2 separate regions of the Homo sapiens genome follow, and region 2 is linked to region 1. The links are chromatin loops, found by intact Hi-C in ENCODE. Cell type or tissue: Caco-2. All regions are shown on one strand. Each heading gives the region's core, and the rest is flanking DNA. Links, peaks and the distances in the headings are about the cores only. Region 1 overlaps LOC101928516 (a long non-coding RNA gene). Region 2 overlaps LOC101928516 (a long non-coding RNA gene).

Evidence for each region. Peaks named below come from ENCODE experiments on the same cell type or tissue, not always from the same donor. Only the 100,000 strongest peaks of a DNase experiment are listed, where the experiment ranks them.
Region 2: a loop joins it to region 1, with 6 times the contacts of the local background. A loop is called at or near these places in 1 of 110 quality-filtered maps.

Annotation. Positions count from the first base shown.
Region 1 is chr6:74,525,894-74,542,613 of GRCh38, reverse strand. The region is part of intron 2 of LOC101928516 (a long non-coding RNA gene); the gene reads right to left. Among named protein-coding and RNA genes, the nearest start is that of SNORD156, 590 kb to the left of the region's middle. In Caco-2, for the core only: no CTCF peak of the experiment used is centred there; a DNase peak (open chromatin) is centred at 7,893.
Region 2 is chr6:74,413,083-74,429,802 of GRCh38, reverse strand. All of the region lies in intron 2 of LOC101928516 (a long non-coding RNA gene), which reads right to left. Among named protein-coding and RNA genes, the nearest start is that of SNORD156, 710 kb to the left of the region's middle. In Caco-2, for the core only: no CTCF peak of the experiment used is centred there; a DNase peak (open chromatin) is centred at 9,382.

The DNA.
Region 1 (16,720 bases), core at 4,773-12,772:
TATAAGATTTTTTTTTAGTACAAGTGTGTACATTCACAAACATGTTCTTAACAAAAGAAGGAGGAAATACTCATGACAATCACAATCCTCATATCTGCAGCTGGTCACATGATTGTAGCTGGTATTGATGACTACCCTTTTCTACTACCCATTCTGTATTTCCTTTGTCTTCAGCAAGTACCTTAGCAGCTCATGGATTTTTTCCTAGTGGAGTGACAAAAACCATCATTCCTGAAGGTTCTGGGTCATTTGCAGTCCTGCCTGGATTGGGTTGTTGTAGTTTCCCATTGACCTTAATCACAGGGCATGGTGATACTAAGAGATGCCCTAATGGATCTCCTGTGTTTTAAGCATGCTCTTCCTTACCTCTGCTATAGAGTAGTAGACTGATTTCTTCTTGATAGTCTGGGTCAGTCACCCCAGCCAACACTTGTAACTCCCTTCTTAGCCTGGTTGACTTAAAGGTAGGGGGAGCCCAAAGTGTCCAGGTGGCAATCTTTACTTCCAGTTCATTGGAATCATTGTTGTGTCTCCTAGTGGCAGCATTTCTCCCTCTGGAACTAAGACCTCTAGGCCAGCAGAATGTAATGTCACAGCAACAGGAAGCAAAAATTTTGCTAGTGGATCACCAGGGATGATAGTGAATGGTGCTTCCACCCCTTGATTCCTGGACCCATGAATCCTGGTTATGGGAGAAATAGTACCATATATTGGATGCTGATTCATAGCATACATGGCCTTCTGGAAAACTTTGCCCCAGCCCTGCAAAGTATTGTCACCTAGTTGGCATTGTAATTGTCACCTCAAATGGCCATTCTACTATTTTATCAATCCAGCTGCTTCAGGATTTTATGGAACATGGTAAGACCAGTGAATTCTATGAGCATAAGCCCACTGCTGCACTTCTCTAGCCACGAAGTGAGTGCCTTGGACAGAGACAATGCTGTGTGGAATACCATGACAGTGGATAAGGCATTCCATGAGTCCACGGATGGTAGTCTTGGAAGAAGCATTGCATGCACAATAGGCAAAGCCATATCCAGTGGAAGTGTCAATTCCAGTGAGGACAAACCACTGCCCATTCCATGATGGAAGAGGTCCAATATAATCAAATTGCCACCAGGTAGCTGGCTGATCACCCGAGGAATTGTACCATATCAAGGGCTCAGTGTTGGTTTCTGCTGCTGGAAACTTGGGCACTCAGCAGTGGCTGTAGCCAGGTCAGCCTTGGTGAGTGGAAGTCCATGTTGCTGAGCCCCTGCATAACCTCTGTCCCTGCCACCATGGCCACATTGCTCGTGGGCTCATTGTGCAATGACAGGGGTGGCTGGGGAAAGAGGCTGAGTGTTGTCCACAGAACAGGTCATCTTATCCACTTGATTATTAAAATCCTTCTCTGCTGAGGTTACCCATTGGTGAGCACTCATATAGGATATAAAGATCTTCAGTTTTCGACCACTCAGAGAAGTCTATCTACATACCTCTTCCCCAAATCTCTTTGTCACCAATTTTCCAATCATGCTTCTTCCAAGTCCCTGACCAGCCAAACCATTGGCTACAGCCCAGAAATCAATATATAATCACACATCTGCAATTATATATCAAATATATACCATTCAAAGTGCACAACCAGGTGCACTGCTTAAAGTTCTGCCCACTGGGAAGATTTCCCTTCAGCACTGTCCTTCAGGGATTTCCTAGAAAGGGACGGTAGTGCAGCAGCTGTCCACTTTTGGGTACTCCCTGAAAATCATGCAGAGCCATCTGTGAACCAGGCTCTAGTCTTCTCTTCTTCTGTCAACGGATCATAGGAAATTCCCCAAGAAGCCATCAGTGCAGGCTGGAGAAGAGAAGGCAGGGTGGCAGGAGTGGAGACCATGGGCATTTGAGCCACTTCCTCATGTCACTTACCTTCAGGATATACCTGCTCAAGCCAGATCACATATATACCACTTCCATTTGATGATGGAATTTGCAGTGCACCACCCACCTGATGGCTAGATGGGTCAGAAAGCACCCAGTTCATGATAGGCAGTTCAGGTCACATGGTGAGTTGATGATCCATAGTCAAACATTCAGTTTCCATCAAAGCCCAGTAACAGGCCAAGAGGTGTCTCTCAAAAGGAGAGTAGTTATCTGCAGAAGATGGCAGCACCTTGCTCCAAAATCCTAGAAGCCTCCGCTGTAATTCACCTATCAGGGCCTGCCAAAGGCTCCAAGCAGCATCCCTATCTGCCACTGACACCACAAACACCATTGGATCTGCTGGCTTATATGGCCCAAGTGGCAGAGCAGCTTGCACAGCAGCTTGGACCTATTGCAGAGCCTTCTCCTGCAGTGAACCCGACTCAAAACTGGCAGGCTTTTGGGTCACTTGACAAATGGGCCAGAGTAACACAAATGAAGAATGTGTTGCCCCCAAATCCAAATAGGTCTACTAGGCATTGTGCCTCTTTCTTGGTTGTAGGAGGCGCCAAATGCAGCAACTTATCCTTCACCTTAGAAGGAATATCTCAACAGGCCCCACACCACTGGGCCCTTAGAAATTTTACTAAGGTAGAAGTTCCCTGAATTTTAGTTGGATTTATTTCCCATCCTCTGGCATGTAAACGTCTCACCAATAAGTGCAGTGTGTTTGGTACTTCTTGAACTGGATCCAAGCAGCATAATGTCATCAATTTAATGGATCAGTGTGATATATTTGGGAAGCCAAAAACAATCAAGGTCTCCCCGAATAAGATTATGACACAAAGCCAGAGAGTTGATATACTCATGAGGTAGGAAATTGAAGGTTATTGCTGGCCTTACCAGCTGAAGGCAAATTGCTTCTGATGGGCCTTATGGACAGGAATGGGGAAAAAGGCATTTGCCATGTCAGTGGATGCATACCAGGTACCAGGAGATGTGTTAATTTGCTCAAGCAATGAAACCACATCTTGTATAGCAGCTGCAATTGGAGTCACCACTTGGTTAAGCTTATGATAATCCACTGTCATTCTCCAAGATCCATCTGTCTTCTGCACAGGCCAAATGGAAGAGTTGAACGAGCACGTGGTGGGAATCACCATCCCTGAATCTTTCAAGTCCTTGATAGTGGCACTAATCTCTGTTATCCCTCCAGGGATGGAATATTGTTTTTGATTTACTATTTTTCCAGGTAGGGGCAGCCCTAATGGCTTTCATTTGGCCTTTCTCACCATAATAGCACTCATCCTACCAGTCGGGTAGCCAATGTTGGGGTTCTGCCAGCTACTAAGTATGTCTATGCCAGTTATGCATTCTGGCACTGGGGAAATGACCACAGGATGAGTCTGGGGACCCACTGGGCCCCATGTAAGTCAGACCTGAGCTAAAACTCCATTAATTACCTGACCTCCTTAAGCCCTGGCTTTAACTGGAGGATCACAATGATGTTTTGGGTCCCCTGGAATCAACATTAGCTCAGAGCCACTGTCCTGTAGACCCCAAAATGTTGGGTCATTTCTTTTTCCCCAGTGCACAGTTACCCTAGTAAAAGACCAGAGGTCTCCTTGAGGAAAGATGGGAGAAATATTCATTACACCAATTGTTGGTAATGTAGTGGGGTCCTTCCTCATGGAGACCTGCCTCACCTTCATTCAAGGGGTTCCGGGTCTGTAAACTGCCTCAAGTCTGGAAATTGACTGAGGGGCTATGATTATCTGTTTTTATAATTCGAATTAGCCTTTTGTCCATTGGACGTAGAAGTTTGTTCTTTATGTTAGTTAAGTAGGAGTGCAGTAGGTTTCCTATCAGTTTCACTTCTAAGAACACTGTAATTAATTAGACAATGCCAGAGCTCTACACGAGTCAGACTATTCTGATTGCCGCTTTGCCTCTGGTGTCTATTCCAGTAGCTGTGACCACCTTGCTTTTGATGGTTGAGTGCTGCCACTTGGTCCCTGCCACCTCAAGATCCAATTATCCCCATTGTATTTAAATTTTGTAGTTGAGTGACTGCAGTTCCCACTGTTAGATCTGACATACACAGAGGAGCAAGTATAAGGCTCTTCAAAGATGCAGGTGCTACCCTCACAAATCTATTTCACAAAGCATTGGTCAAGGGTATATCTTCTGGACCCTCCCAGCTCGGATGAGTAGGTCTAAAGTGAGTAATCCACTCAGCCATACCGATCTTCCTAAACCTTTAGATCCCTTCCTCTACGTTAAACCAAGTGAGATCAGGCATTTCCAGCTCACTTACGGTGGGCCATCTTTTAATCCATATTTCAGCTAACCAAGCAAATAAACTATTAGGACCTTTTTTTTTTAATTCCCCGAACTGCAACATTAAATGCAGAGTCTCTGCTTAGTGGACCCAAATCAATAAATTCAGCCTGATCCAACTCTATGTGCCATCCACCCTTATCGCACACCCTGAATATATTGATTCCCACGCCTGTTGTCCAGATTTCTATTTATAAATATTAGAAAACTCAAGCAGTTTTTTTTTTTTTTTTTTTTAGTGTAGCATACCTCCTCATGGGTCACATTCTCAACCTCACCTCTAGGGGCCCACTGGGACTTTAGTCTTCTTCTAGGTCTAGAAGCAGACAGGGATGTTGGGGGTGGCTCAAGGAGAAAAGGAGAATCAACATTATCCTGCCTGGCAACTGCCTCAGGGGAGGCCACCACTGTTGCCTTAGGCAGCACAGGGTTCATCTTCCCAGACAGAGGTGGAAAGGCTGATGAGTCGGGAGGGGATGTTGCCACTACTGTTGCCTTAGGCAGCGCAGGGTTCATCTTCCTAGACAGAGGTGGAAAGTCTGATGAGTGGGGAGGGGACGTTGCCACTACTGGGGAAGGGGATGCTGTTTCTTCTGACAAAAAAGTTTCATCAGAGTTTATAAACTCAATGTCCCCAGCTTCATCAGGGTCCACCCACAATCCCCATTCCAAGCTGCAGAGTCCCATTATTTTCCAATCAATGCCCTCACTTTAACAGTAGGCATCTGATGAGGCTGTGCATGCACCTTTCATTGTAGGTCAGCCACTAGCATGATAAGGGCTTGTGTCTGTTTTTCCACAATTTCAGGTCTTTCTCTGTAGGAGATAACACTCTCACTCTGGGCAATCTTGGGAGATTTGAGGCTCAGAATCTGTGTCTGAAGCCAGGAGACAGAATCCCTGAGTTCATCATTTTCTTTCATCACTTTGTACACTGAACTTAGGAGCAACCAACCAGCTTTATTATGTTCTTTGGTTCTCCACATATGGTAAAAGGTATTATATAGAGAGAGAGTCACTAAACTCCTTGCCTCTCACAAGCAATGAATCAGGAGTGTCAGATGCATTTATTTTGGATAACTGTCTAAACAGCTCACGCCAAGGGCTATCAGTATTCTCCATACTATTAGAAATAGAGTCTTTAGCATTTTTGGATCTAATCATATTAAGCAGCCAACTCCAGAAACCCCCAAACCAATGAAATATATATATATATATATATATATATATATATATATATATATATATATATGTATGTATATGTTAAATATTAACTGACATGATCACTAGGTCCAACAATTGGCCATCTGCAGGCTGAGGACCAAGGATAGCCAGCCCGAGTTCCAAAACTGAATAACTTGGAGTCCAATGTTCGAGGGCAGGAAGCATCCAGCATGGCAGAAAGATGTAGGCTGGGAGGCTAGGCCAGTCTATCTTTTCATGTTTTTCTGCCTGCTTATATTCTAGCCACGCTGGCAGCTGATTAGATTGTGTCCACCCAGATTAAGGTGGGTCTGCCTTTCCCAGCCCACTGACTCAAATGTTAATCTTCTTTGGCAACATCTTCACAGACACACCAAGGATCAATACTTTATATCCTTCAATCCAATCAAGTTGACACTCAGTATTAAGTATTACATGGTAAAATGAAATTTGTTGTTGTTCATATGCACAAAGTCATACATACAGAAACATGTCATGACTATAGTCAAAGCAACCTTTAAAAACAGACTCAGAACTGGGTTTAGATAAAAATTTATTAGACATAAATTATTTAAGTCCCAGAATTGTAGATCTAAAAGCCGGAACAAAATTTATGAAATGATATAATTTTAGGAGATCATAATTTTAGTAGATCATAAAGAAACAGAAGTTTTATACAGGCATATAACTAGTTATTTTCAAAATAGTAAACAAATACTGAAGATTTTCAGTTTACCCAAAAACATTCATTTTTTTCAAAAGGAAGAAATATATTTTAATTTTCACTGATGCTAAGAAGCCTAATTGACTGAACATAATGTATATCGTACAAATAAATGCGTACTATGGATGAAAAACAATATATTTTTAACTAGTGAGATTTCCTAACCACTTAAAATTATGCACATCAAAAAAAATTAGGTCTATGTAGCATTATTCACAGGGTATATTTCTCTACCAAAAGGCATTCATGGCCAAGTAAGTCTGAAAATTACCGCTTTCTAGTTACCCCGTGTTTGATATATATAGTGTATACTAGTATATTAAAGTCTCTGAGCATTCCTGCCATAATCTGTCCATTTTGTTTAATTCAGTGTTTCCAAAATTAATTTTACTAAAGACTCAGTTTAAAAATTTTTAAATGTCTATTATCCCACATTGAATATGTTCTGGAAAACATTGAGGTAAACAAATCTAAAAATAGAATTCTATGGGGACATTCTTTACCAAGAAAATAACTTCACCAGAATAAAAGGAGTGGCCTTAAAGACTTACACAATATTCTAGTTATGTAGGCAAATTAAAACAAATATACTTAGTGAGTTATGTGGCTTCATAAGGGGGCAAATATTTTAGCTTTATCTTTTCATTTTAGTAAGTTTCCAATTATACATTGAGTTTTCTATGATCATATTTTATTTTATTCTTTTTTAAAAAAATCTTTAAATATGGCTTCATATATGTAACCTCAGCATAACTAGTGAATTCCATAATATAGTAAAATGTATAACAAAATATTTGGGTATGTAGAATAAACAAATGGTTGTAATATGATCCTAATTTTAACTACTAACTTTTGCATCATATAGAGGAAAAGGAGCAAACATAAAATTACAAGCTACATTTATACAGCATCTAAATCAAAACAATTGGTCAGAATTTAAGATGCATTTCAATATATTTGTATTTCATCTAAATAAAATCTATATATTTTAACTTAAATTTTATAATTTACCAATACTTAATAAAAATGCAATTTTGAAAATGAAAAGAATGCTAGAAGACTGTTTCAGATGCCCCATATTACTTGTAAGATTAAAAATGGTCTAAAATGATAATCTTAACCAAAGTCATATAGGACTAAACACTTTCCTGGTAATATTTGTTTCTATTTCCTAACGCAATTTAATTCACCCAACCTTTATTGAACAGTTAATATGAATCAAGCCTGTCTAATTCCAATTACAAATAACAGGCTACTGAGACTGTAGAATGTTGCAATTACTTGGCAATCTTATCGCAAAGGAAGTAAAGGAGACAAGGTGGAGTTCTGTCCAGAAACAAACCACTGAGAAAATATGATTGTAAAGGGTATCTTGAGCAATGGGCCCAGTGTTGCAAAGTATTTACAAATTAAAAGCAAGTTTCTTCTCAGGAGCAATGAATTTCCACAGCAGAATTTCCCTAGTTGTTTTCTGGGACAGTAGCCTGTGGCCTCTATGGAATCTTCCAAGATTTTTGGATGACACTAAAAACATGCTTTGAAACCTAGGAATGAAGGAGAAAACTCTCTTCTTTCTTTTATTTCCTCCTTTATTTGAGAAATTTTGGTAAAATTATGAAGTATTACAAAATTGGGGGCTTGGGTCTTTACAAGCTAAAATTATAGTTTTGCTAACACTGACCCTCTGAGGACATGAGTCCACAAATGCCATTGTGACTGAGCCTCCTGTTTACATAGCTGGTGTTTACATGGACTTTGAACTCAAGGGAACTTGAGAATGTGTGGTGGTATTCATTCCATGCTATACGAAAATTAACCCAGACCTAGCTGCATGTATTGTATGACTAAAAGGAAAGCCCAGATGTCTGGCTATTATTCCTAGGCTTCTCTTGGGGTAAAAAAGGAACTTTATGTTTGGGATTAAAAATATAAAACATACACACTTAAAACACTCTCACTTTCTCCCACACTCAACAAATCTTATAACACGTCTAGATACTTGGTGTCCAAGATTTGTATTATTTAGATTTCACTGAAGGCCATCCATACACATAAGTTTATATATAAACACATTTTTTTCTAATGGTGAGTGGAAATTTTATAGCTTGTTATCTGTTATATATAAAGATATCCCCCCTTCTCCAAACAGTGTTACATCTTAGGGTTTGAATCTGACTGCAAAGATGTATAGTACATTAATTTTGTATGAACAAGTACATTCATTTTGCTGTTTGGGGGCCTACCACTTTTTGTAGTTCATTTCTGTTTGCCTTGTAAGCTGACAGTTATATGAAAAATATCATAATTCTAGTCACATATGAGGTTCACTGGGGCTTAATCATGAAAGACCTAGATGGTATACCTATGACTAGATGGTATACTGGTGTCATGATGGACCTTGAGGCCTCCATGTCTAATCAAAATAGAAAGTAAATCAAATTTTTCCAAAAGTGAAAAAGGTCAATAGTGGGCTGGCACAATCAATGGAAGCCACTAAAAACAGGGCCTCCATTTCAGTGTTGCGCTTCAGTGTTTCTCTTAATGTTTGTGGCCAGAATTGGTTCTTCACACAGGCAAACGAGTGGCTATCTATGCAGCGCAAAAATGAATATGTTTAGAAAAGTCATAATTAAGAAGAACCAGCCATCCCATTACTGGGTATATACCCAAATGTCTATAAATCATGCTGCTGTAAAGACACATGCACACGTATGTTTATTGCGGCATTATTCACAATAGCAAAGACTTGGAACCAACCCAAATGTCCAACAATGATAGACTGGATTAAGAAAATGTGGCACATATACACCATGGAATACTATGCAGCCATAAAAAAGGATGAGTTCATGTCCTTTGTAGGGACATGGATGAAATTGGAAATCATTATTCTCAGTAAACTATCGCAAGAACAAAAAACCAAACGCGGCATATTCTCACTCATAGGTGGGAATTGAACAATGAGATCACATGGACACAGGAAGGGGAATATCACACTCTGGGGACTGTGGTGGGGTGGGGGGAGGGGGGAGGGATAGCATTGGGAGATATACCTAATGCTGGATGACGAGTTAGTGGGTGCAGCGCACCAGCATGGCACATGTATACATATGTAACTAACCTGCACAATGTGCACATGTACCCTAAAACTTAAAGTATAATAAAAAAAAAGAAGTCAGTGTAAAAAATCAATACTATCTCTATACAGTAGCAATAAACATTGGAAATTAATATTTTAAAATAAAAATATTTTAAAATAATTTGTTTTCTCTGGACAAATAAAAATGTTATACAGTCCCTGACTTACAAAGGTTTGACTTTTGATTTTTTGACATTACAATAGAGCAAAAGCAACACTCATTTTGTAGAAATTGTACTTAGAGTACCCATACAACCATTCTGGCTTTATTTTCAGTACAGTATTCAATAAATTACACTAGATATTCAATACTTTATTATAAAGTAGGCTTTGTGATAGATGATTTTGTCCAACTGTAGGCTAATGTAAGTGTCCTGGGCACTTTCCATCTGGGCTAGGGTAAGCTATGATGTTTGGAAGGTTAGGAGTATTAAAGGCACTTTTGTCTTACAATATTTTCAACTTATAATGGATTTATCAGGATGTAACTCCATTGTAATTCAAAGAACATCTATATGTTTATCATATGCAAAATTTGTTTTTATATATGCCTACATTGTGATTGACTAAATCATGCTATTTAACATTTACTTTATATCACATATACTTTTTGTGGTGAGATCACTTAAAATTTTCTCTTGGCAATTTTCAGTGATACAATAGGTTGTCACCAACTATTCACCAACTATTGACACCATGTTATACAATAGATCCCTCACTTGTTCCTCTCAGCTACTTGAAATTTTGTATCCTTTGACCAACAACTCTCCCACCCCCACCCCCAGCTCATGGTAAACACCATTCACTCCCTACCTTTATGAGTTCAACTTTTTAATATTTCACACATAAGTGAGATCATGCAATATTTGTCCTTCTGTGCCTGGCTTATTTCACTTAATACAATGTCCTTCAGGTGCATCCATGTTGCTGCAAATGACAGGATTTCCTTCTTTTTAGAAGCTGAATAGTATTTTGTTGTGTATATATGACATTCTTTATCCATTAATCAGTTCATGGACAATTAGGTTGATTGCATATATTATCTGTAATGAATAATACTCAATGAACATGAGAATATAGATATCTCTTCAACATACTGATCTTATTTCCTTTGGATATATAGCCAGTAGTTGTATTACTGGATCATAAGTTCTACTTTTAATTTTTTGAGGAACTTTCATATTGTTTTCTATAATGGCTGTATCAATTTACATTCCCACCAAAAGTGTGCAAGGAGCAGAAGCTCTTTAGTATAATTAGGTCCCAGTTGTCAATTTTTGGTTTTGTTGCAATTGCTGTTGGTGACTTTATAAAAAATATTTGCCAGGGCCTATGTCCAGAACAGTGTTTCCAAGGTTATCTTCCAGAGTTTTTATAGTTTTACATTTTACATTTAAGTCTTTAATCTGTCTTTTAGTTGATTTTTGTATAAGGGTTCCAGCTTCAATCTTCTGCATATGGCTAGCAACGTTTCATAGCACCATTTATTGAAAAATGGGTCCTTTTCCCATTGCTTGTTTTTATCAACTTTATTGAATATCAGATGGTTGCAGGTGTATTATTACTGGGCTCTCTATTCCATTGGTCTATGCATCTTTTGTTTGTTTTTATTTTTTCACAAGTACCATGCTATTTTGTTACTGTAGCATTGTAGTATGGTTTGAAGTTGGGTAATGTGATGCCTACAGCTTTCTTCTTTTTGGTTAGGATTGCCTTGAATATCCATGCTCTTTTTTGGTACCATATCAATTTTAAAATAGTTATTACTAATTATCTGAAGAATGTCATTTGTAGACTGATAGGAATAGCATTGAATAGCATTGAACTGTAAATTTCTTTGGGTAGTATGGCCATTTTAACAATATTGATCCTTCTTACCTATGAGCATTGAATGTGTTTCCATTTGTTCGTTTCAACTCTAATTTCTTTCAGCAGTGCAAAATTTTGTAATTATCCTTGTGAAGATATTTTACCTCCCTGGTTAGCTGTATTCCCAGGTACTTAATTCTTTTTGTGGCTATTATAAATGGAATTGTATTCTTGATTTGGCTCTCAGCTTGAGTGGTGTTGGTATATAGAAATGTTACTCATTTTTATGCATTAACTGGGTATCCTGAAAGTTTGCTGAAGTTGTTTTTCAGATCTAGGAGCTTTGGGGTGGTGACTATGGGGTTTTCTAGGTATATAATCACAATGTGTAAACATGGATACTTTGACTTCTTCTATTCCTATTTGAATGTCTTTCATTTCTTTCTCTTGCCTGATTGCTCTGGCTAGGACTTCCAGTACTATGCTAAACAGGAGTGGTGAGGATGAGCATCCTTGGCTTGCTCCAGGTCTCAAGAGGAATGCTTCCAGCTTTTGGCCATTCAGTATGATGTTGGCTGTGGGTTTGTTGTAGATGGCTTTTATTATTTTCATTGTCTAGTTTGTTGAGGGCTTTTAACATAAAGGAATGTTGAATTTTATCTGAAGTCTTTTCTGCATCTGTTGAGGTGATCCTGTGGTTTTGTCTTTATACCTGTTTATATGATGAATCACATTTATTGATTGGCATGTTGAACCAAGTTTGCATCCCAGGAATAAAGTCTACTTGATCATGATGGATTAGATTTTTGATGGTTCGCTACTATTTTCTTGAGATTTTTGCACACTGTGTTCATCAAGCATATGGCCTGATGTTTTCTTTTTTGTTGTGTCTCTGACAGGTTTTGGTATCAGGATGATGCTGGCCTCATGGAGTAAGTTAAGGAGTCTCTCCTTTTCAATCTTTTGAAATAGTTTCAGTAAGAATGGTACCCTCTCTTCTTTATATTTCTGGTAGAATTTGACTGTAAATGTATATTTGGCTGGTCCTAAGTTTTTTGTGGTTGGTAGGCTTTTTATTACTGATTTGATTTCAGAACTCATTATTTGTTAGTTCAGGGATTCAATTTCTCCCTTGTTCAGCCTTGGGAAATTGTTTGTTTCTAGGAATTTATTAATTTCTTCTAGATTTTGTCCTTTGTGTGCATAGAGGTGTTCATAGTAGACTCTGAGAGGTGTATATATATATATATATATATATATATATATATATTTTTTTTTTTTTTTTTTGGTGGGGTCAGTGATAATGTCCCCTTCATCATTTCTGATTGTGTTTATTTGGATCTTCTTTCCTTTTTACTTTTAGCCTAACTAGTAGTCTGTCAATATTATTTATTTTTACAAAGTGCAAACTCATGAATGTGTTGATGTTTAGTATGGTTTTAAGTACCTCAATTGCATTCAGTTCAGCTCTGATTTTGGTAATTTTTTGTCTTCTTCCTGCTTTGTGGTTGGTTTGCTCTTGTTTTTCAAGAGCAGGAGGGCAGCAGGTATGCTCCCACCGACAGTGGTGGGGTGGCAGGGTGTGCATGCACTTGCACACTGGCAGGGTCACAGAGGCAAGTTCCACCCACACAAGTGCACCTGCATAGACAAATCTATTTCATACAAATAGGAAGAGGAATAGAGCAGAGGGAGCTATATTAATATCAGATGAAATATACTTTAAGTAAAAAGCTGTAAAAAAAAGACAAAGGTTATTATATATTGGTGAAGGAGCAAATTCATAAGATGATATAAAAATTGTAAATATATATGCACCCAACATCATAGTGCCTGAAGCAAATATGAAGCTAGTATTAATCCATGTGAACGGAGATATAGACTGCAATGAAATAATAGTGGGGAATTTAATACCTCACTTCTAGCAATGCAAATATCATGTAGACAGCAAATCAATAATAATAATTAATAAGGAACTGTATGTCCATGTTGTGTGGAGCGTGTGGGAAAATATCTGCCAGCAAAGCAGAGGGCCAAGCCTGTGGTGGTGGGAAGCTATGGGTAGGCTGGTGCACCTCAGTGGTGGCCGGTCTGCTGAAGCTCTCCAACAGTCAGGCGCAAGCCTTCCAGCAAAGGAATTATGATGAGGGTCCCCAGGAAGCACCCTTGTTTGGCATTGAGGCTACCCTTCAAGAGGGTGCAGTGATGCTGGATCCCAAGGAAAGGCCAGCAGACATGGGGTGCTCAGATCAGACTAGACTCATCACCTGGACAAGACTGCTCTGCTGTGTCCAGGTTTGAAAGTCACTCTAAGGCTACATTATTTTAGAGGAGCATGGCAAGCTGTGGGATACAGGCAGTTCTGCTCATCTCCCATACTCTACTACAGCTGTTCCCTTGCCAAACTCTACAGGCTGGAGTTCTGTGCAGAGTTCCCCGCCACTTCTTTAAGCAACTCTCCATGCCAAGTAAAGTGTCCATTGATGTCATGGGGTCCCCTGCTTTTAGGATTCTGGAGGTCCATGGTGAGAATTGGCTGCTCCTCGCCTGTTTGATTCATCCCTTCCCCAAGAATCGCTAGGGGCCAAGAGTGAGTTCTGGTGCTCAGCAGCCCTGTGCTAGGTTCCCAGCTTCCTCCCCCTTAATCCTAGCGTCTGCATCCTTCCCTATTCACCTTTCAGTTCCTTCCTTCTGAAGATCTGTTCAGAACATACCAGTCTTCCCCATGTCCTGGTCTCTTGGTGGGAGATGTTTCTCCTGGCTGTATCTAGTGGTCCATCTTGGCTCCTCTTTCTTTTTTGATGTAGAATTTTATTGCTGTAAACTCCCCGCTTTGAATCACATTTACTGAATTTCATAAGTTTTGGTATATTGTGTTTCCGTTTTCATATGCTACCAAATATTTTTTTAAATTCCCTTTTTAATTTCTTTTTTGACACTTTGGTTGTTCAGAAGCATGTTATTTACATTTCATGTGGTTGAGAATTTTCTAAAATTCCTCCTAATCATTTTAGTTTAGAACTAGGATGGTCAGAAAAGATACATGATATGATTTCAATCTTCTTAAATTTGTTAATACTTGTTTTGCAGTCTAACATGTGATCTATGTGGAAGAATGTTTCATGAGTTCCTGGGAAGAAGGTGTAGTCTTCTGCTTCTGGATAGAACGTTATGTATATGACTTTCAAGTCCCTTTAGTCTAAAGTGCCTAGACTTTATTCCAATGCTTCCTTATTGATTTGCTGTCTGGATGATATTTCTGTCACTAGAAGTGAGGTATTAAATTTTCCACTATTATTTCATCAGTCTATCTCTCCCTTCAAATAGATTATTATTTGCTTCATATTTGCTTCAGGTGCTCTGCTGTTGGGTGCCTATATATTTATGATTTTTGTATCTTTGTATGAATGCACTCCCTTTTCACAATATGATTATGTTCTTTGACTCTTTTAATAATTTTTTACTTAATGTCTATTTCATCTGATATAGCTTCCTCTGCTCTATTTTTGTTTCTATTTGGATGAATTATCTTTGCCCATGCCTTCTTCTTCAGTCTATGTGTCTTTAAGTGTGAAGAGAATCTTTTGTAGGCAATATATTGTTGTTCTTCTAAAAAATCTATTTAGCCATTCTATGTGTTTTGATTGGAAAATTTAATCCATTTACATTCAAGATTGATAGGTAAGGACTTACTACTGCTATTTTTCAGTTGTTTTATGCTTGTTTGTGATCTTTTATTCTTTCCTTTTTCTCTATTTTATTTTGTGACTGGATGATTGTTTTGATGGTCTTCTTTGATGAGAGGCTATTACGGCTTTGATATCATTACTTGCTATTAGTCTGTTCAGATTTTGGTTTCTTCATGGTTCATTACTTTTTTCTTTGATTAATTACTTTCTTTTTATTGAGATATAGAATCACTTTCTTTTCATTGAGAAAGGGTCTTTCGCTGTCACCCAGACTGGAGTGCAATAGCGTGATTGTATCACTTCAGCCTTGACCTATTGGGCTCAAGTGATCCTCTTATTTCAGCTTTCTGAGTTCCTGGGAGCACAAATGCACACCAATATACCTGGCTAATTTTTTAATAATTTTTTGTAGGGATGGGGGTCTCCCCACATTGCCTTGGCTAGCCTCAAATTCCTGGGCTCAAGCAATCTTTCTGCCTTGGCCTACCAAAGTGCTTGTTACCGGTGTAAGCCACCAAAACTGGCCTGATTCATTACTTTTTATCTTTTGTGTATTCAGTGTCCACCAAGGAATCTTTCAAAAGACAATCACAACATGAGATACACATGCACATTATATCCTATACACTGCTCCTAAAACAAGTATTGTTAAGAGCAGGATAAAAAGCTGAGAGAATTCGTGCTTCTATTAAATAGCTTTCTCACTTGCTCCTGCCTTTGTTTAAGGTTTCTCTTGTAGACCTTAAATGTATCTACAGAAAGAATTCTCTTTCTGGAATCCTTGAGCCTCAGAGAGTCTATGTTCTTATGACAATATAATGCAGGGCTTTACTGTCCTTGCCATTGAATCAAACTACTTAGGTTCATATCCTTGTTTTATAAACTATAACAAATTAGCCAGTGACTTGACTCTGTGACTTAGTTTCCTCATCTGTGAAATGTGGCTAATAACAGCAACTACTTCACAGAGTTGTTATAAAGATTGCATGAATTAATCTATTATAAGGGCTCCAAATTCTGAGTTCTTTTTCAACAAACTCGACTTCAAATGGTAAGCTTTATATATGCAAATAAGTCCTGGACCTAGCTGGAGACTCATAGCAGTAGTGATTCATCCATCTTCTTCTTCTTTTTTTAAATTATTATTATACTTTCAGTGCTAGGGTACATGTGCAAAATGTACAGGTTTGTTACATATGTATACAAGTGCCATGTTGGTGTGCTCCACCCGTTAACTCGTCATTTACATTAGGTATTCTCCTAATGCTATCCCTCCCCTCTCCCCCCACCCCACAACAGGCCCTGGTGTGTGATGTTCCCCACCCTGTGTCCAAGTGTTCTCATTGTTCAATTCCCACCTGTGAATGAGAACATGCAGTGTTTGGCATGATTCTGAGAAAACTATCGCAAGGACAGAAAACCAATCATCCATCTTCTTAATAGAGCATTTAATATTTATTAAGCGATGATTTGGTATGTGACAGACACAGTTTTAAGCCCTTATAAACTCAGTATTATTGATCCATTCTACAGATGCTGCATATGTAAGGTAGTTGTGAGGATTTGATGAGTGACTTTGGGTAAGTCACCTTATATATCACCATCAGTCTAATGGGGTCAGGAGAAGGTATACATTTCTACTTCATCTACTGGAAGAAGGAAAAAAATGTATAATGTGCTATGAGAGATACATATATAATATAAAGTTTTTATCTATTATAGATATTATAGATATAAACATTACAATACTATATATATGTTTAGATGAGCTGAAACTTTGAATTGAGTGTACAGTGAGACTTGTAATAATCTAACCTCACTAAATCTAATAATCTATAGATTTAGCTATATATGATGTTTAATTCACCAGTTGTTTGACAAAAAATAATTGGTTGAGTTAATAAAAAATGATGC
Region 2 (16,720 bases), core at 6,270-14,269, 110 kb after region 1:
CAGTCTTTCTTTTATTTTGTAAGTGAATATGCTGAAGAACATGAAAGTTAAATAATTTACCTAGGGTTGTGTAGGTAGTGAAATGTGAAAGTGGAGAGGTTGCTTAATTGTGTCAACTGTTGTTGAACAATCAAGTAGGAAGAGGACAGAGCACAACCACTGAACTTAGAAAGAAGCTATTAGTTACCTTGAAAATGGGTAAATTTGTAGATTTTTTGGTGAAGAAACTCTGATTATAGTAAAATAAAGAAAGAGAAGCAATGGAAGCAAATGGATAAGCAATCTTTTTGATAAGTCTTTTCTTTCTATGAAGTGTAGAGAGATGGTAGAAGGATTTAAAATTAGGTGTGTTTTTTGTCTCAGACAAAAGATACTGGGGAATTTTTATATACCATTAGGAACTGCAGTATAGGGACAAATCAAAGTTGGAAGTGAGGGAGAAAGGGAGAGAAACAGAGAGGGAGGCAGAGACAGAGAGACAGGGAGAGGGAGAGAGAGAAGACATTACATAAGTGAAGTTTTTGAGTATACAAAAGTAGGGAGTTTATTTGACTATGGATAGGATCATTGACTCTTCTTATCTGAAAACGAGGTGAAGCAAAGTATCTTAGCATAGATGAGGGTCAGTCTAATAAGATGATGACATGGGTCTCGTCAGTGTGTTTACAACTTATACTGTCTGAGGTCGTATGTCAGAGTTGGGGGTGATATGAATTGAAGGTACAGAATACATTTCTTAGGACATAGAGGAAAATTCATAGAAAAATGAAGGAGAATTTTTAGCCAGTGTTTGGATACCATCTGGAATTTATGGTCATTATTTGTTGTGCGACTATTAAGCATTATTTTTTCCAATGAGGTGAGTCTAAGGATGGGACTTTTTGGAATTAATTTTATTAAAGTAAGAAAGGAAAAGGAGTGTATAAAGGAAAGTGATTATAGTGACACACCACGGAATCATAGACTTTAAGGTCTGTAAGGAGGAAATTGAACTATATAGGGAATTCTGAGTAGTGAAAATCAGAGTCAAAAGGGGTGGGGTTACTGAAGAGGTTGAAGAATTATGGCTGTATAAGAACTAGAATAAGTAAGCCAAATGAATAGGAGGTGGTGACTGGACACTTGGATTCCTGAAATTGAGATTTTGGAGTTTAGATAGTCATTATTAATTTAGAGTTATATAAAGGACCATGAGAGTGGGAGGCTGAGGGAGTTGGAGAAAAAATTATTGCAGAAGTCATCAAGTATGGAGAAACTAAGATATTACGTATATAACAAACAAGGTAGTTATCACAAAGAATGATGTCAGGAGCAGTGATAAAAAGAAAATCAATAAGCCAGCCCAGAATTGTGTGCGTGCTTGTGTGTAAATATAAAACACATTTAATCTTTCCTTCCAGGTTGTAAGATTCTTGAAGATAAGATCCAGGTCTGCTTAACTTTGGACTTGTCCATTGTGCTAACTATATGGTATTTTTTGGTAATTTTATGTTTTGTAGAAATGTAATTCAATTTATTAATTTTAAGTTTCCTTTTCTTTTTAAAATTTGTGGTTTTTGTAGGTGCATAGTAAATATATATATATTGATGGAATACATGAGATATTCTGATGCAGGCATGCAATACGTAATAATTGCATCATGGAAAATGGGCTATCCAACCCCTCAAGCATTTATTCTTTATGTTACAAGTAACTCAACTATACTCTTATATTTAAAAATGTACATGTAAATTATTTTGACTATAGTCACTCTGCTATACTATAAAATACTAGATCTTATTCATCTTTCTAACTACATTTTTTTGTACCCATTAACTATCCCCACTTCCCCACCACCTCCTACTACTCTTCGTAACCTATGGAAATCATTCTTCTAATCTCTATCTCTGTGAGTTCAAGTGTTTTGATTTTTGCATCCCACAAATAAGTGAGAATATGTGATGTCTCTTTTTCTGTGCCTGGCTTGTTTCACTGAACATAATTACCTCCAGTTCCATCCACGTTGCTGCAAATAACAGGATCTCATTCTTTTTTTATGGCTAAATAGTACATTATTGTGTATAAGTACCACATTTTCTTTATTCATTCATCTGTTGATGGACACTTAGGTTGCTTCCATATCTTGGCTGTTGTGAACAGTGGTGCAACAAACATGGGAGTGCAGATATCTCTTCAACATACTGATTTCTCTTCTTTGGGGTATATACCCAGCAGTGGAATTGCTGGATCATATGGTAGTTCTATTTTCACTTTTTTGAGGAGCCTTAAAACTGTTCTCCATAATAGCTATACTAATTTACATTCCCACCAACAGTGTATGAGGTTCTCCTTTTCTCCACATCCTCACCAACATTTGTTATTGTCTGTCTTTGGATAAAAGCCATTGTAGCTGAGGTGAAATGATATATCATTGCGTTCCTCTGATGATAAATGATGATGAGATCCTTTTCAAATGCCTGTTTCCCACTTGTATGTCTTCTTTGGAGACATGTCTTCAAATTTTCTGCCCATTATTTTACTGAATTATCCATGTTTTTCTTATAGGGTTGTTTGAGCTCCTTATATATTCTGGTTATTAATCCCTTGACAGATGGGTAGTTTGCAAATATTTTCTCCCATCCTGTGGGTTTTCTCTTCACTTTGTTAACTGTTTCCATCACTGTGCAAAATATTTTTCAGTTGATATGATTCCATTTGTCCATTTTTGTTTCTGTTGCCTGCACTTGTAGGATATTACTCAGGGAATTTTTGCCCCAGTGACTGTCCTGGAGAATTTCTCCAATGTTTTCTTGTAGTAATTTCAATAGTTAATCAATTTGGATTTTATTTTTGTATATGGGGAGGTCAAGGGTATTATTTCATTCTTCTGCATATGGATATCCAGTTTTCCCAGCATGGTTTAATGAAGAGAATGTTTTTTCCCAATGTATGTTCTTGGTAACTTTGTCAAAAATGAGTTCACTGTAGGTGTGTGGATTTGTTTCTGGGTTCTCTATTGTGTTCCTTTAGTCCATGTGTCTGTTTTTATGCCAGTACCATGCTGTTTTGGTTATTAATGCTCTGTGGTATAATTTGAAGTCAGGTAATGTGATTCCTCCAGTTTCATTCTTTTTGCTCAAGATAGCTTTGGTTATTCTGGATCTTTCATGGCTCCATATAAATTTTAAGATTTTTTTTTCCATTTCTGTTAAGAATATCATTGATATTTTGATAGGGATTGCACTGAATATTTAGATTGCTTTGGTAGTGTAGACATTTTAACAATATTGATTATTTCAATCTATGAACATGGAATAAATCTTTCCATTTTTTATTTCTTCTTCAATTTCTTGTGTCAGAGTTTTATAGTTTTTAATGTAGAAATCATTCACTTCTTTGGTTAAGTGAATTCCTACGTATTTAATTTCATTTGTGGCTATTGTAAATGGGATTACTTTCTCAATTTCTTTTTCAGATTGTTCACTGTTGGCATATAAAAATGCTGCTGATTTTTGTATGTTGATTTTGTATCTTGTAATGTTACTGAATTTATTTATTATCACTTATGTTTTTTGGTGCAGTCTTTAGGTTTTTCCAAATGTAAGATCATATCTGCAAACAGGGATAATTTAATATCTTCCTTTCTAAATTTCTTGCTCTTTATTTATTTCTTTTCTCTGATTGCTCTAGCTAGGACTCAAAAAATGTTGGATATCAGTTGTGAAAGTGGACATTCTTGTCATGTTCCAAATCTTACAGGAAAGGCGTTCACTTTTTCCCTATTCAGTATGACACTAGCTGTATGTATGTTGTATATGGTGTTTATTATGTTGAAGTATGTTCTTTCTAAATCCAGTTTTTTGAGGATTTTTATCATGAAGGGATGTTTAATTCTATCAAATGGTTTTACACCATCAATTGAAATGATCATATGGTTTTTGTTCTTCATTTGGTTGACATGATGTATTACACTGATCTGCATAAGTTGAACCATCCTTGTGTCCCTGGGATAAATCCTACTTGGTCTTGATGAATGATCTTACTAACATAATGTTGAATTCAATTTGCTAGTATTTTGTTAAGGATTTTTTGCAACAATTTCATCAGAGATATAGGCCTATAGTTTTCTTTTTTTTGATGTGTCTTTGTCTGATTTTGTTATCAGGGTAATACTAGCCTATTGAAACATTTGGAATTATTCCCTCCTCCTCTGTTTTTTTGGAATACTTTGAGTAAAATTGGTATTATTTAAATCATTGATAAAATTCAGCATAGAAGCTAACACATCACAGGCTTTTCTTTGTTAGGAGACTTTTTTATTATGAATTTAGTCTCTTGTTACTGGTATGCTCATTTCTGGATTTCTTCATGATTCAATCTTGGTAGGTTGCATGTATCTAGAAATTTATCCATTTTCTCTAGATTTTCCTATTTATTGGGATGTAGTTTGTCATGTCATTTTTTTTCTGGTCACTAATGATCCTTTGAATTTCGGATGTATCAGTTGTAATGTCCTGCTTTTCATCTCTGATTTTATTTATTTGGGTCTTTCTCTTTTTTTCTTCATTAGTCTGGCAAAAGTTGTTCATTTTTTATTGCTTCAAAAAATCAACTTTGTGTTTTGTTGATCTTTTATACGTTTTCTTCATTTCAAATTCATTTATTTCTGCTGTAATATTTATTACTTTTCCTTTTGCTAATTTTGGATTCAGTTTGTTCTTGCTTTTCTAGTTCTTTAAGATGCATCATTAGGTTATTTATTTGATGTTTTTCTTCTTTTTTGATGTAGGCACTCAGAGCTATACATATAATGTACTACTTCTCCTGTATCCCATACATTTTGGTAAGCATGTTTTCATTATCATTAGTTTCAAGACATTTTTCTACTTCCTAATTTCTTCATCGACTCACTGGTCATTCAGGAGCATGTTGTTTAATTTTCATGTGTTTGCATAGTTTCCAAAATTCCTTCTGTTATTGATTTCTAGTTTTATTTCATTGTTGTCAAAGAAGACGCTTGACATAAATTTCATTTTTTTAATGTTTTAAGACTTGTTTCATAACCTAACATGTAGTCTATCCTTAAAATGATCTATGTGCTTGAGAAGAAGTTTGTGTATTCTGCAGCCTTTTCATGAAATGTTATGTAAGTATCTCCAGTTGGTCTATAGTGCAGATTAAGTCTGATGTTTCTGTGTTAATTTTCAGTCTTGGAGATCTTTCCAATGCTAAAAGTGAGGTGTGAAAGCCTCCAGGTACTATCATATTGAGATCTATCTGTCTCATTAGCTCTAATAATATTTGCTTTATGTATTGTGTGCTCATGTATTGGGTGCATATGTATTTACAATTGTTATATCCTCTTGCTGAATTGACCCCTTTATCATCATATAATGTCCTTCTTTGTCTCTTTTACAGTTTTTGTCTTGAAACCCATTTTGTATAAATACAGCTACTCCTGCTGTTTTTTTGGTTTTCATTTTCAGGTAATATCTTCTTCCATGGCTTTACTTTCAGTTATAGGTGAAATGTGTTTCTTGTAGGCAACAGATCAATGGGCCTTGTTTTTTCATCCATTAAGCCACTCCGTGTCTTTTGATCAGAGAGTTCAGTCCATTTATATTCAATGTTATTATTGATAAGCAGAGATTTACTCCTGCCATTTTGCAATTTTTTTTTCTGGTTGTTTTCTGGTCTTCTCTCCCTTCTTTCCTTCTTCCTTCCTTCCTGCCTTCCTCTTAGTGAAGGTGATTTTCTCTGGTGATATGATTTACTTTCTTAATTTTTATTGTTTGTGCTTTCCTTCTATGTATTTTAAACTGATAACAGGTTAACAGTGATTCCGTAAACAAACAGGCAAAAAGAAAACTACTAAAAACTCTACCCTTTAACTTATTTTTTGAGTTTATTATACTCTATTCAACATGTGTAGTTGAGAAGATCAAGTGACAAGTGTTCAAATAGAGGGCAGGCATTATTCTCAACCTGCACCACTTAGAAATGTTCTATTTTTTTTTTTAATTATTATAGTTTAAGTTCTAGGGTACATGTGCACAACGTGCAGGTTTGTTACATATGTATACATGTGCCATGTTGGTTTGCTGCACCCATCAACTCATCATTTACATTAGGTATATCTCCTAATGCTATCCCTCCACCCTTCCCCCACCCCACAACAGGACCGGGTGTGTGATGTTCCCCTTCCTATGTCCAAGTGTTCTCATTGTTCATTTCCCACCTATGAGTGAGAACATGTGCTGTTTGGTTTTCTGTCCTTGCGATAGTTTGCTGAGAATGATGGTTTCCAGCTTCATCCATGTCCCTGCAAAGGACATGAACTCATCCTTTTTTATGGCTGCATAGTATTCCATGGTGCATATGTGCCACATTTTCTTAATCCAGTCTATCACTGATGAACATATGGGTTGGTTCCAAGTCTTTGCTATTGTGAATAGTGCCGCAATAAACATACGTGTGCATGTGTCTTTATAGCAGCATGATTTATAATCCTTTGCGTATATACCCAGCAATGGGATGGCTGGGTCAAATGGTATTTCTAGTTCTAGATCCTTGAGGAATCGCCACACTGTCTTCCACAATGGTTGAACTAGTTTACAGTCCCACCAACAGTGTAAAAGTGTTCCTATTTCTCCACATCCTCTCCAACATCTGTTGTTTCCTGACTTTTTAATGATTGTCATTCTAACTGGTGTGAGATGGTATCTCATTGTGGTTTTGATTTGCATTTCTCTGATAGCCAGTGATGATGAGCATTTTTTCATGTGTCTGTTGGCTGCATAAATGTCTTATTTTGAAAAGTGTCTGTTCATATCCTTTGCCCACTTTTTGATGGGGTTATTTTTTTTTTCTTGTAAATTTGTTTAAATTCTTTGTAGATTCTGGATATTAGCCCTTTGTCAGATGGGTAGATTACAAAAATTTTCTCCCATTCTGTAGGTTGCATGTTCACTCTAATGGTAGTTTCTTTTGCTATGCAGAAGCTCTTTAGTTTAATTAGATCCCATTTGTCAATTTTGACTTTTGTTGCCATTGCTTTTGGTGTTTTAGACATGAAGTCCTTTCCCATGCCTATGTCCCGAATGGTATTGCCTAGGTTTTTTTTCTAGGGTTTTTATGGTTTTAAGTCTAACACTTAAGTCTTTAATCCATCTTGAATTAATTTTTATAATTCATTCCCCCACTTTGAACATTTTTGTTTTTATCTTTATATCTTATTGTGCTGTTTATGTCTTGAAAAGCTGTTGTAGTTATTATTTTTTATTGGTTTATCATTTAGTCTTTCTACTTATGAATATGTAGCTTACAAACCACAATTACAATGTTATAACATCCTGTGTTTCTTCTGTGTTCTTACTGTTACCAGTGAGTTTCGCACCTTTATATGATTTCTTATTGCCTGTTAACATCCTTTTCTTTCAGACTGAAGAAATCTCTTTAGCATTTTTTGTAGGATACATCTGGTCTTGATGAAATTCTTCAGATTTTGTTTGTCTGTTTATTTCTCCTTCATGCTTGAAGGATATTTTCAAAGGATATACTATTCTAAGGTAAAAGGTCTTTCCCCCTAACTTTCAGTGCTTTAAATATGTCATACCATCCTCTCCTGGCCTGTAAGGTTTCCACTAAAAAGTTGGCTGCCAAATGTATTTAGACTCCACTGTATGCTATTTGTTATTTGTTTTTTGTTTTCTCTTTCTGCTTTTAGGATTTTTAATTTATCCTTGTCCTTTGGGAGTCTGATTATTAGATACCTTAAGGTAGTCTTCTTTGGATTATATCTGTTTCATGTTCCACAACCTTTTTGTATTTGAATGTTGATATCTTTCTCTAGGTTTGGGAAGTTCTCTATTATTATCCCTTTGAATAAACTTGCTATCTCCTAATAATAGAGAACTTTCTCTACTTACTCTGCAAGGTGAATAACTCTTCAATTTGCCCTTTTGAGGCTATTTTCTTGATCTTGTAGGCATGTTTCATTTTTTTTATTCTTTTCTCTTTTGTCTTCTCTGACTGTATATTTTCAAATGGCTTGTTTTCAAGCTCACCAATTCTTTCCTCTGCTTGATCAGCTCTGCTATTATATTACTTTGATGCATCCTTTAGAATGTTAATTGCATTTTTCAACATTAGAATTTCTGCTTGATTCTTTTTTATTATTTCAATCTCTATTATCTGATAGAATTCTGAATTTGTTCTCCATTTCATTTTGAATTTCTCTGAGTTTCCTCAAAACAGCTATTTTGAATTCGCTTTCTGAAAAATCTCATGTCTTTGTTTCTCCTGGAGTGGTCCTTGGTCCTTATTTAGTTTGTTTGGTGCAGTCACGTTTTCCTGACTGATCTTGATGCTTGTAAATATTTGTTAGTGTCTGGGCATTGAAAAGTTAGGTATTTATTGTATTCTTCACAGTCTGGGCTTGTTTGTACCCATCCTTCTTGGGAAGACTTTCCACGTATTTTAAGGAACTTTGACTGGAAGTCAAATATTGCTGTGTTTTTGTTTTTTCCAGACTCTAGAGGTACCACCTTGGTGATCATGGATAAGATCCAGAAGAATTCTCTGGATTACCAGGCAGAAACTCTTGTTCTCTTCCCTTACTTTCCACCAAACAAATAAAGTCTCTCTGTCTGTGCTGAGCCACCTGGAACTGGGGTTGTACTGATGCAGGCACCCCTGTGGCCATTACCACTGCTACAGTGCTGGGTCAGACCTGAAGGCAGCAGAGCACTGGGACTCATCCATAGCCCACTGTAAACACTAGCTGGCTACCTCCTATCTTCACTGAAGGCCCTAGTGCTCTACAATTAGCAGGTGCTGAAACTAGATAGGTTTGTGTCCTTTCCTTTAGGACAGGAAATTCCCCCAGGCCATAGATGGGTCCAGAGATGTCAAGAAGCCAGGAATCAGAGTCAAAAATCCTAGAAATGCACCTGATGTTGTCTTCTACTGCAGCTAATAGGCACTCAAACCACAAGACAAAGTCCTTCCTACTCTTCCCTTACCTTTCCATAGGCAGAAGAGCCTTTCCCTGTGCCCAGCACCACCACCCATGGTGGGGTTTCTGCCAGTCCACAACCAAGATTTACTTAAAGCCAAAAGGCTCTTCAGTCAGCTTATCCTGAATGCTGCCAGGACTGGGACTCACCCTTCAGGGAAGTAGGCTCTGCTCTGGCCCAGGGAAGGTTACAAAATGGTTTCCAAGAGGCTAGGCCTGGACTTAGGAATCCGAAGAGCCTGCTTGTTGCCCTACCCCACTGTGGCTGAACAGTTACCTAAAGTACAAGACAAAATGTCCTTTACATTTCCTACTGCTTTTCTCAAACAGAAGGAGTCTTTCACCATAGGCATGACAGCTGGGAATGTGCTGGGTCACACCTATAGTCAGCATGTCTCAGAGCCCAAAGTCCATGGTATCCTATCTGGGCATCACTTCTGGTTAATCAGTGCTGAAGGGCTTTTTAGTCAACAGGTGATAAATCCTGCAAGGACTGGGTCCTTTAAGGCACCAGGTTCCTTTTTGGCCCATGGTATGTCTAGAAATGTCATCCAGAAACTAGGGCCTAGCATGGGGGCCTCACAAATCGGCCTGGTGCCTTATCCTGCTGAGGCTGAGCTGGTATCCAAGATGCCAAAAAATGGACTACCAAAAAATACCATTTAAACATTTAGTGAATTGCATTTATTGAAAATCAAGCTTGCAATGGTGAAAACATCAAAATTTAATCCAATAAAAACACAAGAGAAATTGTATCAATTAAATGACAACAACTCAAAAGTGCATGAAATTTAAATTTAAATTTAAATTTATGCACTTTTCAAATTTTACAATTTCTCCTTGTAGCATATTGGCATAAGAGAGGAATCTTTTTAATACAGTTTCTATATTCAACTGGATAAATGTATACTCATGATTTTTTAGCATCTAAATTTGACAAAAGTTAAAAGGGGCGTAAATAGAACCAACTAACTTAACTTTGTTTTGTTGAAAATATTTGTTGAATAAAGGGGTAAAATTAAAAACAATATCTGTTAAAATGTTTAGACTAAAGTATTTAAATATTTCAATTTAAAAACCTTTGAAATGAGTATACTCTCTATTTAGTAAGAATTTTCTCAGAACTTTCCAGGTAACTAAGAACCTGCAGAGAAAAAATTTTCTCAATAAAAATAATTTCCAGAGAAGATTCAAATATAAGAAAATGTTCACATGTTTTAACCACAGAATTTAACTTTGAACACAATTTCACACAATTTTATTAAAAATAGCAATAAAGCCATACTGTCATAAAAACTGCATTCTTTGGAAAAATACCCATGACATGATATGATGAAAAAAGACTAATGCCAATTCCATGCTGTTCTGGTTACTGCAGCTTTGTAGTAATATATTGAAGTCTGATTCTATGATGCCTCCATCTTCATTGTTTTTTGCACGGGATTGTTTTGGCTATTCAGGGTCTTTTATGGTTTCACACAAATTTTAAGGGTTTTTTGTTTATTTATGTGAAAAATATCATTGTTATTTTGATAAGGATTGCATTGAATCTGTAGATTGTTTTGGCTAGTATGGTCATCTTTAACAGTATTAATTATTTTGATCCATGCATATAGGAGATAGAAAACCTGAAAATTAACATATCTATAGCCAACTTACTTTCGACAGTGCCAAGAACACTCACTGGGGAAAGAACTACTTCTTCAATAAATGGTGCTGGGAAAACTAGACAACCATATGCAGAAGAATGAAATTAGAGCTCTACCTCTTACCTATACAAAAATCAACTCAAAATAGATTAAAGATCTAAATGTAAGACCCCAAACTATAAAACTACTAGAAGAAAACATAGATGAAAATCTTCAGAACATTGATTTAATAAAATATTTTATGAATAAGACTTCAAAAGCACAGGCAGCAAAAACAAAAGTAAACACCTGGGATTATATGAAACTAAAACTTATGTACAGCAAAGGAAACCATCAACAGAATGAAAAGAAAACCTACAGTACTTTTATTGAGCTTGTTGTTAAAAAGTTTATTTTTTAAAAAAACTTTTACTAAACAATAAAGTAAATTGTTTTAGATTATATCATATAATAAGTGATGATATCATATAATACGTGATGAAGCAACCAAAGCATTTATATTATTCTATGTCCCATGGGAGAGCTTAGTCTCTATTATTTGCATATGTTTTATAAATATTCACCCTAAAATTACCCTATAGATTCCCACTGACCCCAAAAACTGGTGACCTTAGAAATTTATGCATCTGGAAGGCTATAGTACAAATCTTGGCACACCCGACTGGCATACCAAGTTGAATTCTTTTTCCAACATTACCTGAGATGCAAAGGTATGAGCAGTTCTCAGCCACTTCTGCCCAGTGCACTAGCATTTTATCAGTCAGTACCTTGCAAACTGTCCTGGAAAGTGAGGTGTTAGTTACTCACATCAGAAAATGCTGAGAAGTGAAAGATGGTAGACACAGGTAGTCTTTAAGAACTCTGCATATTTCATGGGTTTCTCACACACAATTAGACAAGAGAGACCTCAGCACAAATTAGAACTATCAAGTGGAGGACAATCAAACTTATTTGAGCTTATTTTAATGGAACTGTAAAAACTTTTTTTTTTTGCAATTTTATAGTTGTTAAAGACATTTTTAAATAAATAGAGAAAACAATCCTACAATTCTTATGGAAATACAAAGGACCACAAATAGCCAAATCATGAAAAAGGAGAACAAAGTTTCAGGCATCACACTTTCGGATTTTAAAATATATTACAAATCTTAGCTATCAAAACACTTGTGGTGCTGGCATAAAGACAGACATATTGACCAATGGGACAGAATAGGGAGCCCAGAAATAAATTCACACATATACAATCAATTGATATTCAATAAGGATGCCAAGAATGGATAAAGGGCAAGGATAATCTTTTCAACAAATAGTGCTGCGAAAATTTGATATTTACATGTAAAAGAACAAAATTGGACACTTTTGTTTTTCTTTGAGACAGAGTTTTGCTCTTGTTGCCCAGGTTGGAGTGCAATGGCATGATCTCGTCTCACTGCAACCTCCGCCTCCTGGTCTCAAGCGATTCTCCTGCCTCATCCTGAATAGCTGGGATTACAGGCATGCGCCACCACGCCCAGCTAATTTTGTATTTTTAGTAGAGACAATGTTTCTCCATGTTGGTCAGGCTGGTCTCGAACTCCCGACCTCAGGTGATCTGCCTGCCTCGGCCTCCCACAGTGCTGGGATTACAGGTGTAAATCACCACACCCGGCCTGGACTCTTATTTTATACCAAACATGAAGATCAAATCAAAATCGATTAAAACGTAAATATAAAACCTGAAATTGTGTGTGATTCTTGAGGATAATCATAGGCAGAACAAATTAAACACATTACAGAATTATATCCTTATAAGGCTAATGTAGAAATTGTATATGCAGGAAATTAGGACAGTTTCTTATACCAACAGAATTGGAGAAAATATTTGCAAACTTCATCTGACGGAGGATTAATATTCGTACTATACAAGGAATTGAAACTTTTCAACAGCAAAAAAAAAATTCAATTATAAAATGGACAAATAATATAAACAGATGTTTATCAAAATAAGACATTAAAATAGTCAAAAATACATTTTAAAAAATGCTCAACATCACGAATCATCAAGGAAATGCAAATTAAAACTATAGTGAGCTATCGTTTCTTTTCAGTTAGGATAAAGATTATCAGAAAGATAAAATATAACACATGATGATGAGGATGTGGAGAAAACAGAGGTCTTATATGCTGTCGGTTGGAACGTAAAATAGTATAATCATTATAGAGAACACTATCATGGTTTCTCAGCAAACTACACATAGAACTAACATATGATCCGGCAATTCCACTACTAGGCTTTTTTCCAAAGGAAAGAGGACCAGTAAATCAAAGACATCTGTACCCACAAGTTTATGGCAGCACTATTCACAATAGCCAAGATATAGAATCAACCTAGTTGTCCAACAACAGATGAATGGAAAAGGAAAATGTGGTATATGTACACAATGGAATACTATTCAGCCATAAAAAGGAATGAAATTCTGTCATTTGCAGCAACGTAGGTGGAACTGGAGGACATTATGTTAAGTGAAATAGGCTAAGAACAGAAAGTTAAACACCACATGTTCTCACTCAGATGTGGAAGCTGAAAAAGTTTTCTCTTGCAGAAGTAAAAAGTGAAACAGAGGATACTAGAGGCTGGGAAGGGTAGAGGGAAGGGGGATAGGGAAAGATTTTTTAAAGGCTACAAAATTACAGCTAGGTAAGAGGAATAAGTTCTACTGTTTTATACCACTGTAGGATGACTACAGTTAACAATAACTAACATTCACTATCTTCCTTCTAGCTGTTTGAAACTATGTATTATTGTTAAAGAAAAGTGTTGGAGGTGATGGATATGCTAATTATACTGATCCGATCACTATATAGTATATATGTATCAAAACATTACTATGTACTCCATATATATGTGCAATTATCGTATGTCAATCTAAAAATAAAAAAACTTTTAAAAAGAGAAATCAAAAAATCATCAAGTGAAACACTGATTAAAATTCTGAATATGGACCAATAATAAGTATTTTATGTTATCTCTAAAGTTAAGCAATACAAATAATGCTTATATTGCCTTCATAAAAATTATTTTCAAATATTTTGTTTTTGAATATAGTTTTTGATGAGAACTATTTTATATGTTCACAAGTATAATAAAACTAATTTGTTAGTAAAGTAACATAGATCTCAAAAGCTTATATATTTTTAAGTGTTATAGCATCACATTTCACTGTCAAAGATACACAGGTTTTATGATAAATTATGGGACTGTCAGATTCACAGTTGTTTCTTTACGGATTACTCTATGAGTCCTTTTTGTTCACAATAAACTCTTGAACAATGTTCTGAAATTCAACTAAATGAATGCCTAACATAGATGTTTTGTGCTGGAGCCTCAGCAAATTTTAGAAATGAGAGAAATATTAAAGATTATGTAATTCAAACTTCATATTTTGTGGTTGAGGATGTTCAACCCAAGTGCGCAAAACTAGAGAGCTAGATGTAGCAGGTGTGGACCTGGAATCCCAACCTCCTAACAATCACTCCAACATTCTTTCTAGCACACAGTGCTTCAGGTACAAGCCTTCTACTAAGGTAGTCCTACAAAGTTATGGTCCAACTAATGTGGATTACATTTCGCTATTAGGCTATTTGATGGTTTTAATTTGCAAATTTACAAGTCAAAATTATATGTTTCTACCAACTTGTTTCTTCCTCAGAATTTTTCCATGTGTTGTCCTGATAAAAAACAATCAAATATAATTTTCAGGGTTTATTTCTATTTATTTTGGTTTAGATCACTATGAATTTTTTTTCTAACTTTAAAATTCTATGAAAATAACAATTTGAGGTCTTAGTATTCAATTTGTGGTTTAAATGCTGACATTAGGGAATGAACAGTTCTTATTTATCTCAAGACTACTATTATGATGCAATTTCCTTTTTACAAAAAATAAAAACCTCAAGCTTTTATTGATTTATAGAGGATGAACTCATGCTTGTATTTCAAGAGGAAAAATAACCACTAATTTAAAAAGCAAATTATCTTCAGTTGTATTATCTTCCAATGAGTCTGGGTAGGGATTCAAAAATAAGCTCCTATTTTCTGCTGGAAAATCTACTTGAGATATTTTTGAATTTCTCTCCCAAGTTATGAGGAGAAAAAAATCTAAACTCTAGAATCCTTTGTGCATTTGTTGATGGGAACTGATACTTTCTGGCTATCCTTTCACTGATCATTTGAAACTTTTTACTTTGATTAAAAAGAGTAAAATATCAGTTTCCAAGAAAAGATGAAAGCTTTCCTTCAGAATATGTGTTTACAACAATCAGTATTACTCTTGGAAAATTATGCAAAGAAGGTGTCAAAACAAAGAGATTTTCCCACCTCTACAAATAAAAAAATTGGATACAATAGCAAAAAATTATATATGCAAATATGTGTATATGTATATACAGTCAATCCGCATTATTCCCAGATTCTATATTTGCTAATTCACTCACTAAAATGTATTTTAACTACAAAATCAATACTACGGGCACTTTTGCAGTCATTCACAGATATGCATAGAGTGGCAAAAAAAAAAAAGTATGTCTCTGAAACATGCACGTTCCCACAAATGTGATATTTTCCCACACATATGTATACGCACACACACACACACACACATACATATATATTAAATAAAGTGACTAAACAGAAAAACTCATAAAACAAAGTTTCATATTATGGATTGGTTGATAAAAATATCACAAGAGGCTTATGGGAACTTAACCCTGTATTTCCCCTAGGAGCAATAGTTCAGTGTTTATTAATTTAGTGTATGTGGCAATTTTGTAAAGCATAACTATCAAAAGTAACAAGAATTGACTGTATACATACATGTATATATATATATATATATATATATATATATATATATATATATGAACACATGTATAAAACAAAACCTACAATTTGGAAGATGAGATTTAGAAAACATTATTTATGATGTATTTCTTGTCTCACTATATTCTCAAACTTTAGTGTTCCATTTAGAACTCATAGCTAGAAATAGGGTGAGAAATTGAAATAGTCATTTTCTTCCTTTCATCCTTTCACCTCTAGTTTCTTGAGAATCCTAGCAAAGAACTCTCCAGAAATACAGTTCCCAAGATCTGAGCCCCATCTGATTTCCCTGTTAAAGCTGAAAGAGGTCAGAGGTTGGCCCACATGGACACCCTTCCCACTTATCAGGCTACAGGACAGATCCTCCAAAAACCAAGAGCCTCGTACAGCCTCATCATAGACATGAACATGCAAAATCCTCTTTATGTTTCCAGAAAGAGAATATAGCCTTGGCACAGTTTGCTTTTGAATAGAAAAGTATTATTCCCAAACTTCAAATTAGAAGATGGCAGCTCCAACTCCATGCCAAAGGAAAAAAAAGTTTTGCTAAGGGCAGAGTGTTTTCTTAATTGTTAAGGGAAAGAAATTGCCAAATCATTTATAGATATTATATCAGAGTCCATCTGGCTAAAGTAAAATCAAATGAAAATACTAAATTTATATTTTCCAAACAGTTAAAATAATCCTACACATTTTGAGCAACAGGTTTGAAAAAAACATGTTTTATTTCACATTCAGGTCCCGGGTGTTTTTAAAACACCCATGTTATGGCTCTGGATGTGTGACAGAGGCTGGTCACCGACACACTATTCAATGAAAACTTGTCTGTCTTGACCTGTCTGTCTTTATGGTACCACTCTGCCTGGCAAAGGTGAACCATCTACAATACAGTCTCACTGGGTCAACAAAACAATTGTTGAAGCACAAGCTCATGTTGACTGTTACATTTCCTGCATATCTTTAATGCACTATAGTATGTATATTTCTATCCTGATGTTGGTATATTCTAACATAAAAATTCTAGAACATAGAAGCTGTTTAACTTTTTAAAAAATACAAATGTAAATGCATGCAAGCTGACAAGTAACAGTTTGCTACAAAAAGGATAATTAATTAGAATTACCACAATATCCTACTCTTCTGCATGAATTCCCACTATACTGGGAATGAAGTCCACAGAATGTTTCATGCCCCCCGGGCTCTATCTAACCTGTCTC